2 separate regions of the Homo sapiens genome follow, and region 2 is linked to region 1. Evidence: chromatin loops called from intact Hi-C (ENCODE). Cell type or tissue: mammary epithelial cell. All regions are shown on one strand. Links, peaks and the distances in the headings refer to the core of each region. The heading gives the core; the rest is flanking DNA. Region 1 overlaps WDTC1 (WD and tetratricopeptide repeats 1). Region 2 overlaps SLC9A1 (solute carrier family 9 member A1).

Region 1 (8,329 bases), core at 234-8,233:
ACCTCGGCCTCCCAAAGTGCTGGGATTACAGGCGTGAGCCACCGCACCCAGGCGACCCTGTCTCTTAAAAGCTCAAACAGCAATACGGAGCCCACTGGGCAGGGGAGAAGACATCAAGGTGAGTTTTTATCTAAAGCTTCCCAGAAAGTAAAGCATTGCTTAGAAGCAGCTCTCTTCTGCAGAGAAAACCTCAAGCAGTCCTACATGGGATTATTTAAGCCAGGAGCCTCAAAGATGGCTAAGAAGTTTCCTGAAGATGCTTTGGTGATGAGTCTATCCTACCAGCGAAAGCTTTCCCAGAAACTGTCCTTGTACCAACTTAGTCCATGACCTTGAAATGGCACTCTTTAAATTTGTGTTTGAGATCAGCAGAGTCAAGGCAGCTTAACCCTAAGGAATGGTAAGAGACAAAGTTTCAGCAGCTTCCTGAAATTGTATCAATACTGATATTACAGGTGTGAGCCGCTGCTCCCTGGCCAGTAATTTTTTTTTTTTTTTTTTTTTTTTTTGAGACAATGTCTCACTCTGTCACCCAGGCTGAAGTGCAGTGGCATGATCTCGATCTTGGCTCACTGCAACCTCTGCCTCCTGAGTTCAAGTGATTCTCCTGCCTCAGCCTCCCCAGCAGCTGGGATTACAGGCGCCTGCCACCATGTCCGGCTAATTTTTGTATTTTTAATAGAGACAGGGTTTCACCACATTGGCCAGGCTGGTCTGGAACTCCTGACCTCAAGTGATCTGCCCGCCTTGGCCTCCCAAAGTGCTGGATTACAGGTGTGAGCCACCACACCCGGCCCAGTAATTATTATTTAGTGGCCAATGGCCTGGCCCCTGGAGTCAGACTGTATAGGTTGACTCTCTGTCTAAGAACTGTGTAGCTTTGGCAACTTCACTTTTCTGTGCCTCAGATCCTGCATCTGTAAGATGAGGATAACAATAGCACCTGTCTCATAGGATTATTATGAGGAGTCTGTGAGATGACACTTGTAAACTGTTAGAATGTTCAATAAATATTATTTAATAGGATCAGTGTCAGGCATTTTACATGCAAGCGCTTCTGTTCCTCCTCACCCTGCAGAGGTAGGTATTATCAGATTAGGAAACTAAGGTTTAGAAGTGTCAAGTCAGGGTCTGGCATGGTGACTCATGCCTATAATCCCAACACTTTGGGAGGCTGAGGTGGGCAGATCGCTTGAGCCCAGGAGTTCGAGACCAGCCTGGGCAGCATGGTGAAACCCCATCTCTACAAAAAAAAAAAAAAAAAATGCAAAAATTAGCCAGGTGTGTGTGGGTGGTGCATGCCCGTGGTCCCAACTACTCGGGAGGCTGATGAGATGGGAGGATCTCTTGGGCCCGGGAGGCAGAGGTTGCAGTGAGCTGAGATCATGCTACCACACTCCAGCCTGGGTGACAGAGCCAGACCCTGTCTCAAAACAAATAAAAATTTTTTTAAAAAAATTAAAAAGATGAAGAGACGTAAGAGGTATAGAAAAGAAAAAAAAATTTAAAAGAAATGTCAAGTCAGACAGAAAATAGGTGTCAGAACTGGGATTTGAACCTAAGATCTGTTAGGTCCACAGCTACACTCTTCATTTTATTATGCTCTTTCTTTCTTTTGTTTTGTTTTGTTTTTGAGACAGCGCCTCACTTTGTCACACGGGCTGGAGTGCAGAGGCACAATCATAGCTCAATATAGCCTCAAACTCCTGGGCTCAAGCAATTCTCCCTCCTCCCTCCTGCCTCAGCCTTCCTAGTAGCTAGGACTACAGGAGTGTGCCACCATGCCTGGCTAATTTTTAAAAAACTTTTTTATAGAGACAGGATCTTACTCTGTTGCCCAGACTGCTCTCGACCTCCCGGCCTTCAAGTGATCCTCCTGCCTCGGTCTCCCAAAGCACTGAGATTACAGGCATGAGCTACCACACCTGGCCTTATGTTATTTCCAATGACCTTTATGCATTGAAAGTGAAGTTGAGTCCTTGCTTCGTTGCATCTTTCATCTTTTTTGTAGGATTGCTCCAATAGAACCACTATAAATAGAGTGAAAGGAAACTTGCATACATCTTTGCATAATTCAGAATGTTGAAAGGGGGTCAGTTGTCACCCTGGTTGGGGGCACGTCTCTGCTATGGGAGGTAGCATGTCCAGAGGAAAGAGAATACAGATGTTTTAGGTTCCATCTCTGGTCTGCTGCTAACCAGTAGTGTCTACTTAAAATCTCAGCATAGTGTCATCGGAAGGGGTTTTGTAGCTTATCTCAGAGTCCACCTCTCATTTTACAAACGGCAGAATAGACTGAGAGAGCAAAATGCCTCACTCAGGGTCATACAGCCAGTTAAAGGCAGAGGCTGGCTTGGAGCACAAGACCCTAGATCTCCCAGTCCAGTGCTTCTTCCTCAGTACCATGTAGTATTCTGCTTCACTTCTCCCTTGTTAAATGGGGATTATTATCGTACATGAATATTCATAGCAGCATTATTCATAGCAGCGTTATATTAGCTTTCTAACTTCCTAAAAGGATTGTTGCAAAGTTCAAATTAAAAGCTTGAACAAAAGTGCTTTGATAGGTATAAAACATTGTGTGTAAGGCAGTCATGCCATTATTCATTCAGCAAATATTTATTGGTGCCTGCTAAGCTTACATCACTCCTGGAAGACCAGTGGGATCAATGGATGAATCGGATGAAGAGCAGGCCCTCAGCATGCTTTTAATCTTCTAAGAAAGAGAAGCCACGTAAATAACCACAGCTCAAGGTAGGAGACAGATGAAGGAAAGGCTAAGAATGGAATTTTCTTTCCATAACCTGTGATTTTGAGGTAGAGAAAAGAAAGGGTTTTTTTTGGTTTTTTTTTTTTGTTTGTTTGTATTTTTGAGACAGAGTCTTGCCCTGTCACCCAGGGTGGAGTGCAATGGCGCAATCTCGGCTCACTGCAACCTCCGCCTCCCGGGTTCAGACGATTCTCCTGCCTCAGCTTCCCGAGTAGCTGGGATTATAGGTGCCTGCCACCATGCACAGCTAATTTCTGTATTTTTAGTAGAGACGAGCTTTCACCATGTTGGCCAGGCTGGTCTCGAACTCCTGACCTCCTGGTCCACCCGCCTTGGCCTCCCAGAAAGTGCTGGGATTACAGGCATGAGCCACTGTAATCCTATGGGACATGCTATGGGAGGTAGCATGTCCAGAGGAAAGAGAATACAGATGTTTTAGGTTCCATCTCTGGTCTGCTGCTAACCAGTAGTGTCTACTTAAAATCTCAGCATAGTGTCATCGGAAGGGGTTTTGTAGCTTATCTCAGAGTCCACCTCTCATTTTACAAACGGCAGAATAGACTGAGAGAGCAAAGGGTTTAAGGTATTTCTTCTTTATTGACATATAATTCACGTACCATAAAATAGACAGTCTCTTAAATTATACAATTCATTGGTTTTAATATAGTCACAAAGTTGTGCAACTTGTCACCACTATCTAATTCCAAAACATTTTCATCACCTAAAAAAGAAACACATACCCTTGAGCTATCACATTCCTCCCCAACACTCCCATCTCTTTCTGTCTCTGTAGGTTTTCCTATTCTTGACATTTCACATAAATAGAACCATACGACATGTAGTCTTTTGTGACTGGCTTCCTTCACTTAGCAGAATGTTTTGAAGTTTCTTCCATGTTGTTGTATGAATTAGTACCTCATTCCTTTTTATGGCTGCATAATATTCCATTACAGTGGATATTAACACATTATATTTATTCATCAATTGATGGCCATTTGGGTTGTTTCTAATTTGGGCTATTATGAATAATGCTGCTCTGAGTATTCATGTACAGCTTTTTGTATGGACATGTGTTTTCTTTCCTTTTTTTTTTTTAGACTGAGTCTTGCTTTGTCACTCAGGCTGGAGTGCAATGGCACGATCTGGGCTTACTGCAACCTCCGCCTTCCAGGTTTAAGCGATTCTTCTGCCTCAGCCTCCTGAGTAGCTGGGATTACAGGTGCCCGCCACCACGCCCGGCTAATTTTTGTATTTTTAGTAGAGATGGGGTTTCACCATGTTGGCCAGGCTGGTCTTGAACTCCTGACCTCAGGTGATCTGCCCACCTCGGCCTCCCAAAGTGCTGGGATTACAGGCGTGAGCCACCACGCCCAGCCATTTTTTTTTTTTTTTTTTTTTCGAAACAGGGTCTCACTCTGTCACCCAGCCTGGAGTCCAGTGCCACAAACATAGCTCACTGCAGCCTCAAACTCCTGGGCCTAAGTAATCCTCCTACCTCGGACTCCCAAAGTGCTGGGATTACAGACGTGAGCCACCGCACCCAGCCTATTTCTGCATTATTATTTATTTAATTAATTAAACTTTTTTTTGAGACAGAGTCTCCCTCTGTTGCCCAGGCTGGAGCAGAGTGGCATGATCTCAGCTCACTGCAACCTCTGCCTCCTGGGTTTAAGCGATTCTCCTGCCTCAGCCTCTCGAGTAGCTGGGATTACAGGTGCCTGCCACCACGCCTGGCTAATTTTTGTATTTTTAGTAGAGACGAGGTTTTACCACGTTGGCTAGGCTGGTCTTGAACTTCTGACCTTAAGTGATCCACCTGCCTCAGCCTCCCAAAATGCTGGGATTAGAGATGTGAGCCACTGTGCCCAGCCTTGTGCAGGTTTTTTATACAGGTAAACTCATGTCATGGTGGTTTGTTGTGCAGATTATTTTGTTACCCAGGTACTAAGCCTAGTACTCAATAGTTATTTTTTCTGATCCTCTTCCTCTTCCCACCCTCCACCCTCAAGTAGGTTCCAGTGTCTGTTGTTCCCTTCTTTGTGTCCATGAAGTCTCATCATTTAGCTTCCACTTACAAGTTAGAACATGCCATATTTGGTTTTCTGTTTCTGCTTTAGTTTGCTGAGGATAATGGCCTCCGGCTCCATTCATGTTCCTGCAAAGGATATGATCTCATTCTTATGGCTGCATGGTCATTCCATGGTGTACATGTACCACATTTTCTTTCTTTTTTTTTTTTTTTTTCTTTGTGAGATGGAGTTTCACTCTTGTTGCCCAGCCTGGAGTGCAATGGCGTAGTCTCAGCTCACTACAACCTCTGCCTCCCGGGTTCAAGTGATTCTCCTGCCTCAGCCTCCCAAGTAGCTGGGATTATAGGCACCTGACACCATGCCTGCCTAATTTTATAGTGTTAGTAGAGACGGGGTTTCTCCACGTTGGCCAGGCTGGTCTTGAACTGCTGACCTCAGGTGATCTGCCCGCCTCGGCCTCCCAAAGTGCTGGGATTACAGGCGTGAGCCACTGTGCCCAGCCTGTACCACATCTTCTTTATCCCATCTGCTGTTGATGAGCATTTAGGTTGATTCCATGTCTTGCTTATTGTGAATAGTGCCACAATTAACATACTGCACAGTGTGTGTGTCTTTATGGTGAAACTATTTATATTCCTTTGGGTATATACCCAGTAATAGGATTGCTAGGGCAAATGGTAGTTCTGTTTTTAGCTCTTTGAGGAATCTTCACACTGCTTTCCACAATGGTTGAACTAATTTACACTCCCACTAACAGTGTAAAAGTGTTGCCTTTTCTCTGCAACCTCACCAGCATCTGTTATTTTTTGACTTTTTAATAATAGCTATCCTGACTAGTGTGAGATGGTATCTCATTGTGGTTTTGACTTGGATTTCTCTATTGATCAGTGATACTGAGCTTTTTTTCATATGCTTGTTGGCCACATGTATGTCTTCTTTTGAAAAGTGTCTGTTCATGTCCTTTGCCCACTTGATGGGATTGTTTTTTTCTTACACATTTGTTTAAGTTCCTTATAGATGCTGGATATTAGACCTTTGTCAGATGCATAGTTTGCAAGTATTTTCTCCCATCCTATAGGTTGTCTGTTAATGATACACTTTAAAATGATTAGTTTCATCTTATGTGAATTTCACTTAAAAACTTTTTATTATTATTTTTTTTTATTCAGAGTCTTGCCCTGTCTCCCAGGCTGGAGTGCAGTGGTGTGATCTTGGCTCACTGTAGCCGAAACCTCCTGGGCTCAAGCAGTCCTCCCACCTCAGCCTCCCAAGTAGCTGGGACTGTAGGTGTGCCACCACGCCCAGCTAATTTTTTAACTTTTTTTAGAGACAGGGTTTCACCATGTTTCCCAGCTGGTCCCAAACTCCTGGGCTCAAGCAATCTTCCCACATTGGTCTCCCAAAGTGCTGGGATTATAGACGTGAGCCACTGCACCCAGCCTTAAATTTTTTAAAAAGAAACCATATCCCGGCCCAGCTCAGTGGCTCACACCTGTAATTCCAGCACTTTGGGAGGCTGAGGCAGACAGATCACTTGAGGCCAGTAGCTCAAGACAAGCTTAGCCAACATGGTGAAACCCCATCTCTACTAAAAATACGAAAAATTAGCCGAGCATAATGGTGCATGCCTGTAATCCCAGCTACTCCGGAGGCTGAGGCATGAGAATCACTTGAACCTGAGAGGCAGAGGCTGTAGTGAGCCAAGATGGCACCACTGCACTCCAGCCTGGGCAACAGAGTGAGACTGTCTCAAAAAAAAAAAAAAGCCATATCCTTTAGCTGTCACTTCTCTATCCCCCCATTCCCTTCAGCCCTAAGCAACCATTAATCTACTTCCTATTTCTATTCTATTTTGTTCTATTTTATATAAATGGAATTATGCAATATGTAGGCTTCTTTCACTTGGCATAATATTTTTAGAGTTCCCCTATGTTGTAGCATGTATCAGTACTTCATTCCTTCTTATGGCCAAATAACATTCCATTGTATGGATATACCACATTTTGTTTATCTATTTATCAGTTGATGGATGTTTCCACCTTTTGGCTATTATGAATAATGCTGCTCTAAACTTTTTTTTTTCTTTTTGAGACTGAATCTCACTCTCACTAAGGCTGGAGTGGCATGATCATAGCTCACTGTAACTTCAAACTCCTGGGTTCAAGCAATCTTTCTGCCTCAGCCTCCTGAGTAGCTAGGGCTGTAGATGCATGGCCACCACACCTGGCTAATTTTATTTTTTGTAGAGACGGGATTTTGCTGTGTTGCCCAGCCTGGTCTTAAATTCTTGGCCTCAAGTGATTCTCCCTCGGCCTCCCAAAGCGCTGGGATTACAGGTGTGAGCCAGTGCACCTGGCCTTGCTATAAATACATTCTTGCACAGATTTTTGTGTGGCATTTCTTCACTTTTAACAACGTCACGATTTTCCTTCTGATCTTGCGTTTCAAACCTAACAGGTGATAAAGACATCCTATACTCTGCCCCTGCCATCCTACAATGAAATACCCCTTGTCAGCTTCATCTCTGGTAGGGAAATTGGGGCGGGGGAAATGTTATAATCCATGCTACTGAGCAAATATAACAGGGGTTACCAGGTTTTAGTAGAATTCAAATTTAGCTAACATTTGTTGAGCACCTACTACAATCTAGATACGATACTGTTATGTACTTTCTTTTTTTCTTTTTTGGAGATAAGAGTCTCTCTGTATCCTCTAGGCTGGAGTGCAGTGGTGCAATCTCGGCTCACTGCAACCTCCGCCTCCCAGGTTCAAGCGATTCTCCTGCCTCAGCCTCCCAAGTAACTTTGTATTTTTAGTAGAAACGGGGTTTTGCCATGTTGACCAGGCTGGTCTCAAATTCCTGACCTCAGGTGATCCACCCACCTCAGCATCCCAAAGTGCTGGGATTACAGGCGTGAGCCACCACACCCAGCCCTGTTATGTATTTTCATATATATTTTATCATGTATTCACAACAACCCATTAAAGTAGGTGTTAGCATCCCCATTTTACAAATGAGGAAATTGAAACTCAGAAAATTTAAGTAACTTCCCTATGTAGGTACTAATTGGTACACTGAGGGGGAAGCTGGAATTCAGGCCCAGGTGCCTAAGTATTATATGTTTTTCTCTTTCTGCTGCGTTATCCAGAGCCAAACAAGGACTATAGCACACATGAAAGGAGTGGTTCTTCATATTTGGATATTACCATTCAATTCTTGGTTCTAGATGAGTGATCTTCACAAATGTACTTTGTTCTAAGTCATGTTAACCTCAGGCTATTATATTACTGATCACCTTGGCATTATGATTAGACTAATTCCTCCAAATCGAGCTGTTAATTGACTTGTTTTTTTTTTTTTTCTTTTTTGAGACAGAGTCTCACTCTGTCACCCAGGCTGGAGTGCAGTGGTGTGATCTTGGCTCAATGCAACCTCTGCCTCCCAGGTTCAAGCGATTCTCCTGCCTCAGCCTCCTGAGTAGCTGGGATTACTGGCGTGCACCACTACTCCTGGCTAATTTTTTTTTTT
Region 2 (8,329 bases), core at 307-8,306, 140 kb before region 1:
GAAGTCCCTCCTGTCTAGCTGTGCTGGGAGCAGGCAGGAGCCAACCAGGAAACCTCCACCACAAACTGCATCACACATATACCCCCAGCCCCTCCACACACACACACACACACCCAGGCCCTCTACACACACACACCCACACCCTCACAGCCCCTCCACACACACCCACACCCTCACAGCCCCTCCACACACACACACACACACCCAGCCCCTCTACACACACCCAACCCCTACACACACACCCAGCCCTTCCACATATACACCCAGCCCCTCCACACAACTATACACACACTGCACCACAGCCCAATCCCTCCACACAACACACACATATATACAAAGCCCTCCACACAACATACTACACACACACACCCCCAACCCCTCCACACACTACACACACACCATACACACATCCAGCCCCCCTACAATGCACTACACACACCACACACGCAATACGCATACACACACACACCACAGCCCAGCCCCTCCACACAATACTTATACACTGCACCACATGCACACACCACATAGCCTGGCCCTTCCACATAGTGCACTGCACACACCACACACACAGCACCACAGCCCACCACCCCCCACACACACCCCACACCACAACCCCCACCCCGCCCCAGCCCTGGCCCTCACCCAGCACGCGGGCGATGAGGCAGAAGAGCAGGGTGCTGATGACGAAGGTCCAGTTCCAGTGGTGGGAGCCGGCCACCGTGGAGACGCCGAGGAAGATGAAGATGAGGGTCTCGCTGACGCTGCTCCACATCTTCAGGAAGTATTTGATGGTGGTGTGGGACTTGTGGGAGATGTTGGCCTCCACATAGGGGCGCATCACCACTCCTGAGGCTATGAGCCTGGAGCAGGAAAGAGCGGGGTCAGGGCTCCGTGTCGAGCTGCACCTGCTCGAGCCCCTCCACTGCCAGGGGCAATGGGGCCACGACCAAGGTGCCCATGTCCCAAGCTCCTCTATGGGCCAGGGGCCCGCTGTGTGCTTTACACCCTCTTGCCACTCATCCTCACATCAACCCTATAGACACGGTGTATTCCTCCATTTTTTTTTTTTTTTTTTTTTTTGAGACGAGTCTCACTCTGTCACCCAGGCTGGAGAGCAGTGGCGCGATCTTGGCTCACTGCAACCTCCGCCTCCCGGGTTCAAGCAATTCTCTGCCTCAGCCTCCCGAGTGGCTGGGAATACAGGTGCCCGCCACCACGCCTGGCTAATTTTTTTGTATTTTTAGTAGAGACGGGGTTTCACCATCTTGGCCAGGCTGGTCTTGAACTCCTGACCTTGTAATCCACCCGCCTTGGCCTCCCAAAGTGCTGGGATTACAGGCGACGAGCGCATGCCCGGCCCTATTCCTCCATTTTTAAAATGAGTGATCTTGGCTGGGCACGGTGGCTCACGCCTGTAATCCCAGCACTTTGGGAGGCCGACAAAGGCGGATCACTTGAGGCCAGGTATTCGAGACCAGCTTGGCCAATGTAGTGAAATGCAGTCTCTTCTAAAAATACAAAAATTAGCCAGGTGTGGTGGTGGGCACCTGTAATCCCACCTAATTGAGAGGTTGAAGTGGGAGAATCTCGAACTCAGAGGCTGCAATGAGCTGAGATCGTGCCACTGCATTCCAGCCTGGGTGACAAGAGTGGGACCCCGTCTCAAATAAAAAAATGAGAGATCTGACTCTAAGAGAAATAGTCACCTCTCCCCTGTCACGCTGCCTGCAGGCAGCAAAGCCAAGACACACAAACCACAGTGTCCAACTCCAAAGCCTGCACCTTTGCCCCAAGGCCACACTGCCTCTTGACCCAATAGGAGTCAATGACACAGACCCATGGTCTCCTGGGTTCATTCCCCTCAAGCGTGGCATCTGCCATTACACAGGGGTCTCCACAGGGAGCTTTGTTCCAAGCAGCTGCTTGGAGCTCGGAGTCCTCCCAGCCCAGTGCTCACACCCGGGCTCTGCTCCTGGGAGCCAGGGGCTCTGAACCCCAGTTCTGCCTTGCTCGGCACTGGAACACCTTCACCCCTCACTGCCTCCCCACATCCCATTCTCCCCATTTCCAGACCCGGTGGAGACCTCAGGACCGCCAGGACTCAGGCCTGGTGAGCCTCCTACTGGGGCTGCTGAGGGGACTCCCTTTGAGACAATGAAGTAGCAGGGCTGTGGCTTTCCTCAACCTGAAGCTTAGTGGCTTCCAAGGCTCTGCTCTCCTATACCCTGGGCTTGCCTTCATGCAGGTCATTCTTGCTTCATCTGCTCATAGCCTGAAATGCCCTCTCCCGATTCCTGGACCCCAGGGGGCGCTGCAGAAGTGCTCCTCTTCTAGGAAGCCACTGATGCCCTTGGCCATTTAAATGGCTACCAAGCAGGTCTGGAGCCTGGAGTTCATGTCTCATCCCTGGAGCTCAAGGCTGGGCCCTGGGAGCTCCGTGAACCTACGAGCCTGGGGAATCCAAGCTGGCAGCCCCCGCCCCCACCCCGCCAAGCCCACTGCCTGCTGCACGCAGACTCACGCCATGATGCCTGACAGGTGGAAGAGCTCGGCTGACAAGTAGGCCATGTAGCTGTAGAGGAAGACGAAGAGCGGCTCGATGACCCGGATGTGGGAGGTAAATCGGGAGGTGAAGGCTGCGATGACCCCGTAGACCACGCCCACAAGCACCCCGCCCAGGGCCACCACGAAGAAGCTCAGGAAGCCGAGGAAGATGTCCACGATGCCCACGTGTTCGTAGTTGGCAAACTCCTCAAAGAGGTGATACAGGACCTGGGGAGGGTGTGCAGGCTGGTGGGTGGGAGGAGAGGGCCCTGGCCCCACGGTTCCCTGGGGTCCACCCAGGGCAATCCTGTCCCCTCCGTTAACCATGGCCACAAGAAGAGGCCACACGGTAGCAGAGAAACCCTAGTGCCAAGCAGGTGCTCAAAACCTCAGCCTGGGGCTGAGGGGCTTGCTCTGGGCCAGCCACGTGCCCCACTGGTGAAGGGTGGGCCCTGGGAAGCTCTGTGAAGACCCTGAAGCCAAACTGCCTGGACTGGAATCCTGGCTCTGCCACTCCTGAGTTGTGTACAGGAAGCAAATTCATCTCCCTGTGTTTCAGTTTTCCTGTCTATAAAATGAGGATAATAATACCAAATCTTAGGACTGCTGTGAGGACTAAATCAGCGAATCAAGTGCTCGGAGCCTTACCTGATGCAGTGTTAGCCACATCTGGTGCTATCAAGTCTGCCTCTCACTGCCTGACCTTGGGCACGTCATGCCCATCACTGGGTTTCAGTCCCTCCTTCAGCACAAAAAAGGGACGTTCACACAATGAACTAGAATGTCATTTCTTAACCTCTGGAGCTTTCTGAAAATACACATGTTCAGGCCATACTGGACTTGGACTCTCTGGGATAGGGCCAAGAAATCTCTATGTAACAAGCACCCCAGGGGTTGCAATGAACAGCCAAGTTCAGATGCTATGGAATTAGAGGCTAAGGCATCCCTGTCTCCTGGACTGGGAAATAGATGGTCATTGCAACACTACCATCAGATGTTTAAGTGGCACTTCATACACTGTAAAGCCCTTTGATAGTCTTTATCTGAGTCGACACTCAACAACCATGCGAGGCAGGTGGGTCAAGGATGCTCCTTTGCTAAACCGAGGCTCACAGTGGTAAAACAACACGCCAGGGGGCCCCCAGCCCAGGAGCAGAAGAACTGGGCCCAGAACTTATTCCCTGACAGCCATGGCTGAGGCCTCCCCAGCAGGCTCAGCTTTGAGGATCTGCCCCTCCTATTGCTAGGTCCCTGAGCTGCCTGGCCTACTCAAGTCTGTCCTAGACAGCTCTGCCAGGAAGGAGCAGGGAGTTTCCAGGCCTGGGGGAAGGGAGGGAAGGACGTGAGGATCCATGACAGGGAACCCTCCAAAGCCCCCAGGACCTGGAGCAGGAGGAATGGACCGTGAGGAGTGACCTGTCTAGGGCACAGACCTGAGACCAGGCAGCTCAGGGTCAGCCTCTGGCTTTACTCTCTGGGAAATGGGGCACTCACACCTATGCCAAGAGCTCCAGAAAGACCTGACTTGGGCCAGGCAGCAAGGGGAGATGCAGAGCACTGGCCAGGCCTGGTGCGGCCTGGCCCCAGCTGTCTGGGGGATAGGACAGGGCTCCAGCGGCAGACAGCCTCTTAGCAGGTGCGTACTCAGCCGTGGGCTAAACTCATTCCTGGCCTGAGGGGATTCATGGGTCCTCATGGTCTACCACATGGGCCCATGGAGTCGGCACAGAGGGGAAAGTCCTCCTTTCTGGCCTGGTGCTATTACCCCTGGAACTATAGAGAAACAGAGTAACACAGTGGTAAGCACTTGGGCTTTGGACTCAGACTACGGATTTGAACCTCAGCTATATCATATATCAGGCTTATGTAACCTCTCCGTTCCTCAGTTTCCTCATCGCAAAAAAACTGGAATATAACTGTGTCAACCTCATGGAGTTACTGTATAGATTAAATGAGGCAACATAGGCCAGACACAGTGGCTCACGCCTGTAATCTCAGCACTTTGGGAGGCCAAAGAGGGAGCATCGCTTGTGCCCGGGAGCTTGAGACCAGCCCAGGCAACATAATGAGACCCCATATCTACAAAATAAATAAATAAATAAATAAATAAATTAGCTGGGTGTGATGGCCAGCACCTGCAGTCCCAGCTACTTGGGAGGCTAAGAGGGGATGATCATTTGAGGAGTTTGAGGGTGCAGTGAGCTATGATTGTGCTACTGCACTCCTGAGTGACACTGTCTGTGTGACAGGAGACTCTGTCTCTAAATAAATAAATAAAAATGAGGCAATACACATTCAGACAGGAAGCACCCAATGAACACCAGCAATCACTACCACCGCTGCCACTGCCTTTGGGAGACATGACCATGGGTCCACAAATGGCTGGGTCTGTTACCTGCTTGATGCAACCATGCCCCAAGCTCCACAGCAGTGCTCACCTGAACCCCAACACCCAGATCCCACTGGAGAGGGCTTTATCTTTGGCACTCACTGGCTTCACAGACATTAGTGAGTATGACTCACTAATGTAAGTAATCCTGTAAGAAGCCTGGGAGGATGACAGGCTGAGTACTGCAATCCCTGTGTCACAGATGGGGAAACTCAGGCTCATGTGGTAACCCTGGGCAAGAGCTAGTGCTAGAGGAAGCCAGGATGGAGGCCTGCCTGCTCAGGTCAGGCTATTCTACCCAGCCCCATGAGGAGGCGTGGGAGGAACAGGAAGCTGAGGCTGCCAGCAGCTGAACACCACAGTCTGTCTCTACTCTGAGGTGCTGCTTCCTGAAGGCTGGGGCTGCAGAGGAGGGAGTCATGGCCTGGGAATGCACATGTGCCCTTGAGCTTTCCTGTGTGTGCAGCTGCTCTGAGCGGGACAGCTCAGGAGGGGGTGGGAGTGTTCTCACAACACAACGTGAGCATGCACATGCACACATCTGTTTCCCAAGGAAACCAGCTGGGAGGAAGGGCATGTGCAGGTGTATATGGTGCTACCACGTGCAGACCCTGGAGGAAAGCACTAATCCTCTGCCACTTTGCAGCTATCAAAGGTGAGGCTGGCTGGGCGCAGTGGCTCATGCCTGTAATCCCAGCACTTTGGGAGGCTGAGGTGGGCGGATCACCTGAGGTCAGGAGTTCGAGATTAGCCTGGCCAACATGGCGAAACCCAGTCTCTACTAAAAACACAAAAATTAGCTGGGCATGGTGACACACGCCTGTAATCCCAGCTACTTGGGAGGCTGAGGCAGGAGAATTGCTTGAACCTGGGAGGCGGAGGTTGCAGTGAGCTGAGCTTGCGTCACTGCACTCCTGTCTGGGAGACAGAGCAAGACTCCATCTCAAAAAAAAAAAAAAAAAAAAAAGGTGAGGGCCACAGAGGTATAGCATTTGCTTAAGGTCACACAGCAAGCAAGTGGCCAACTTCTTTTACTTATCACCTTCTAGATGTTTTGGAGACAAGGCCCCTTTCCATAATCTCCGCCCAAAAACTGTGCACAAACCGAATTCTAACTTAAGATATAGCCAACATGAGAGCTGAAAGGCCCCTCACAGATGATATGGTCTGTGAAGAGGGAACTGAGGCACAGAGAGTGTAAGTAATTTGCCCAAGCTCACATCAAAATGCAAGAGAAGGGCCAGGCTTGTTGGCTTAGGTCTGTAATCTCAGCACTTTGGGAGGCCGAGGCAGGAGGATGGTTTGAGGCCAAGAGTTCAAGACCAGCCTGGGCAACATGGTCAAACCCCATCTCCACAAAAAATTTAAAAAATTAGCCGGGTGTGGTGGTGCATGCCTGTAGTCCTAGCCACTCGGAAGGCTGAGGCAGGAGGATCTCAGGCCCAGGTATTTGAGGCTGCAGTGAGTTATGACCGTACCAGTTCACCAGCCTAGAAGACAGGGCAAGACCCTGTCTCTTAAAAAACAAAAAGCAAGTCAAGTCAAGGAGGGAGCATATAACCTAGCAAAACCAAGAGCTTAGGCCCTGGAGTCAGTCAGACCTGGTTCAATCACAAACTGGTTCATACTCCAACAGGTTATTTAACTTCTTTGGGCCTGTGTCTCCCCTGGAAAATGAGAATAATAAGCACCTCTTAAGGCAGCCATGAGGACTTAAATGAGATAATCCATGCCGAAGGGCTCAGCATGGTGCCTGGCATACGGGAAGCGGGAATGTGCCTCAGCTGTTTTTATTACTGTTATTAGCGGGTGGATGAGGGATTCACTGGTGGGCCTGGATTTGGGTTTGTACCGTTTGGACATGGGCATGGCCCCTGGCCTCCTCACCACAGTGACGGCGTCATTGAGCAAGGACTCCCCAAAAACAAGGATGTGCAGCAGCTCATTGATGTGAATTTCCTCAAAGACAGCCAGAACCGCCACGGGGTCCACGGCCGAGATGATGCTGCCGAAGAGCAGGTTGTCCAGGAGGCCGATGTTGTTGATCTGCTCACCGCCCACCAGGCACACGGCGTACATGAGGCCGCCCAGGAAGAAGGCGTTCCACAGCGTGCCCACCACGGCAAAGATCAGGATGGTGCCCAGGTTTTCTGTGAACTGCCGCAGTGGCAGGAAGTAGCCCGCATCCAGGATGATGGGCGGCAGCAGGAAGAGGAAGAAGACGTCGGACTGCAGGAAGGGGGGTGTCTCGCCTACACCCTTGATCAGGCCCCCCACCAGCAGCCCCACCACGATCAGCAGGCAGCTCTCCGGGACGATGCTTGAGATAGTGGGGATCACATGGAAACCTGCGGAGGGCGAGAGAACGGGAGGCCATGGGCTTTCGGAGGAGCCAGGAGAATAGAAGGTTGGGGATGGGCCGGGGATGAGGAGCGCAGTTGGTGAGAGGTGCACAGGCTGGGTCTCAGAGGGCTGCTCTGTTAACTCTCTGAGCCTCCGCTTCCTCGCCTGTAAAATGGAAGGGACAATGCTAGCTTCACAGGTTTGCCATCATAAACCAAGTGACAGTGTTTTTAAAGCACTTTTTTCAAAGGATATATACATGCTATCTCTGTCACTGTCATAAAATGTTAGAAAGCAGCAGTTCTATATGCTTCCAGAAGGCAGAAATTATAAATTGATTACTGACGTGCCAAGTACCTACGGGCATCACCTACGCCTGAACCCAAGGCATTATTCCAGGCACAAGTTCAGGGAGGCAGATCTGAGCTCAACCTGAGGAATAACAATCTAACAATTCTGTCTGAGGGAAGATGGTAGTTCCCTATCACGGAGCTGTTTAAGCAGAAGGCAGACAACCAGCTGGTGGGGAGTGGCATAGGAGACAGAAGAAAGCACAGAAGAATCTAAGAATACCAGCGTGGGAAGGAACTTGGGGATAATAAGGCCTGGGGTCTGCAAACCTGCAAAACAGTAGGCTTTCCTACTGAGTCCAGGCAGCTGCTCAAGACACGGCTCAAGGATGTCAGTGGCAACCAGCTTTGGCAGGTGAGATAAAATCTATTTGCTATCCCGCTTCTAGCTCAATGCCACCCACTTTAAAGATGGGGCAACTAAGGCTCAGAAAAGGGAAGGGACTTGCCCAAAGTCACACAGCAAGTGGGGAGCAGAACTAGAATAGAACACAGGTCTGATGCCCCAGTTCCCATCAAACTGCACAGTTCTGTAATTCAAGCTCTCCTATCCTTCCCTCCCATCAAGGCCTCCTCACACACCCCTCTGCCTGGGACCCACCAGCCATCTCCCCAGGCCGTGTCCTGGCCAGCAACAGGCCGCTCTGCTGTAGTCCACCTTAAGGCTTCAAACCCAGAGCTGAGGAGTAGCAAAAATCCCCGT

What was found. Peaks named below come from ENCODE experiments on the same cell type or tissue, not always from the same donor. Only the 100,000 strongest peaks of a DNase experiment are listed, where the experiment ranks them.
Region 2: it touches region 1 in a loop (3-fold over the local background); 7 of 110 quality-filtered maps call a loop at or near these places.

The regions. Positions count from the first base shown.
Region 1 is chr1:27,242,716-27,251,044 of GRCh38, forward strand. The region is part of intron 1 of WDTC1 (WD and tetratricopeptide repeats 1); the gene reads left to right. Among named protein-coding and RNA genes, the nearest start is that of WDTC1, 12 kb to the left of the region's middle. In mammary epithelial cell, for the core only: no CTCF peak of the experiment used is centred there; a DNase peak (open chromatin) is centred at 4,886; H3K27ac peaks cover 1,314 bases.
Region 2 is chr1:27,107,006-27,115,334 of GRCh38, forward strand. SLC9A1 (solute carrier family 9 member A1) reads right to left here. Exons shown (of 12, transcript NM_003047.5): 2 at 6,821-7,281; 3 at 2,522-2,772; 4 at 643-860. Among named protein-coding and RNA genes, the nearest start is that of SLC9A1, 44 kb to the right of the region's middle. RefSeq lists a silencer at 3,068-3,272 and enhancers at 4,940-5,019, 4,951-5,452, 5,360-5,429, 6,514-7,088, 7,089-7,662. In mammary epithelial cell, for the core only: CTCF peaks have their summits at 2,302 (motif pointing right) and 5,235; a DNase peak (open chromatin) is centred at 5,266; H3K27ac peaks cover 1,660 bases.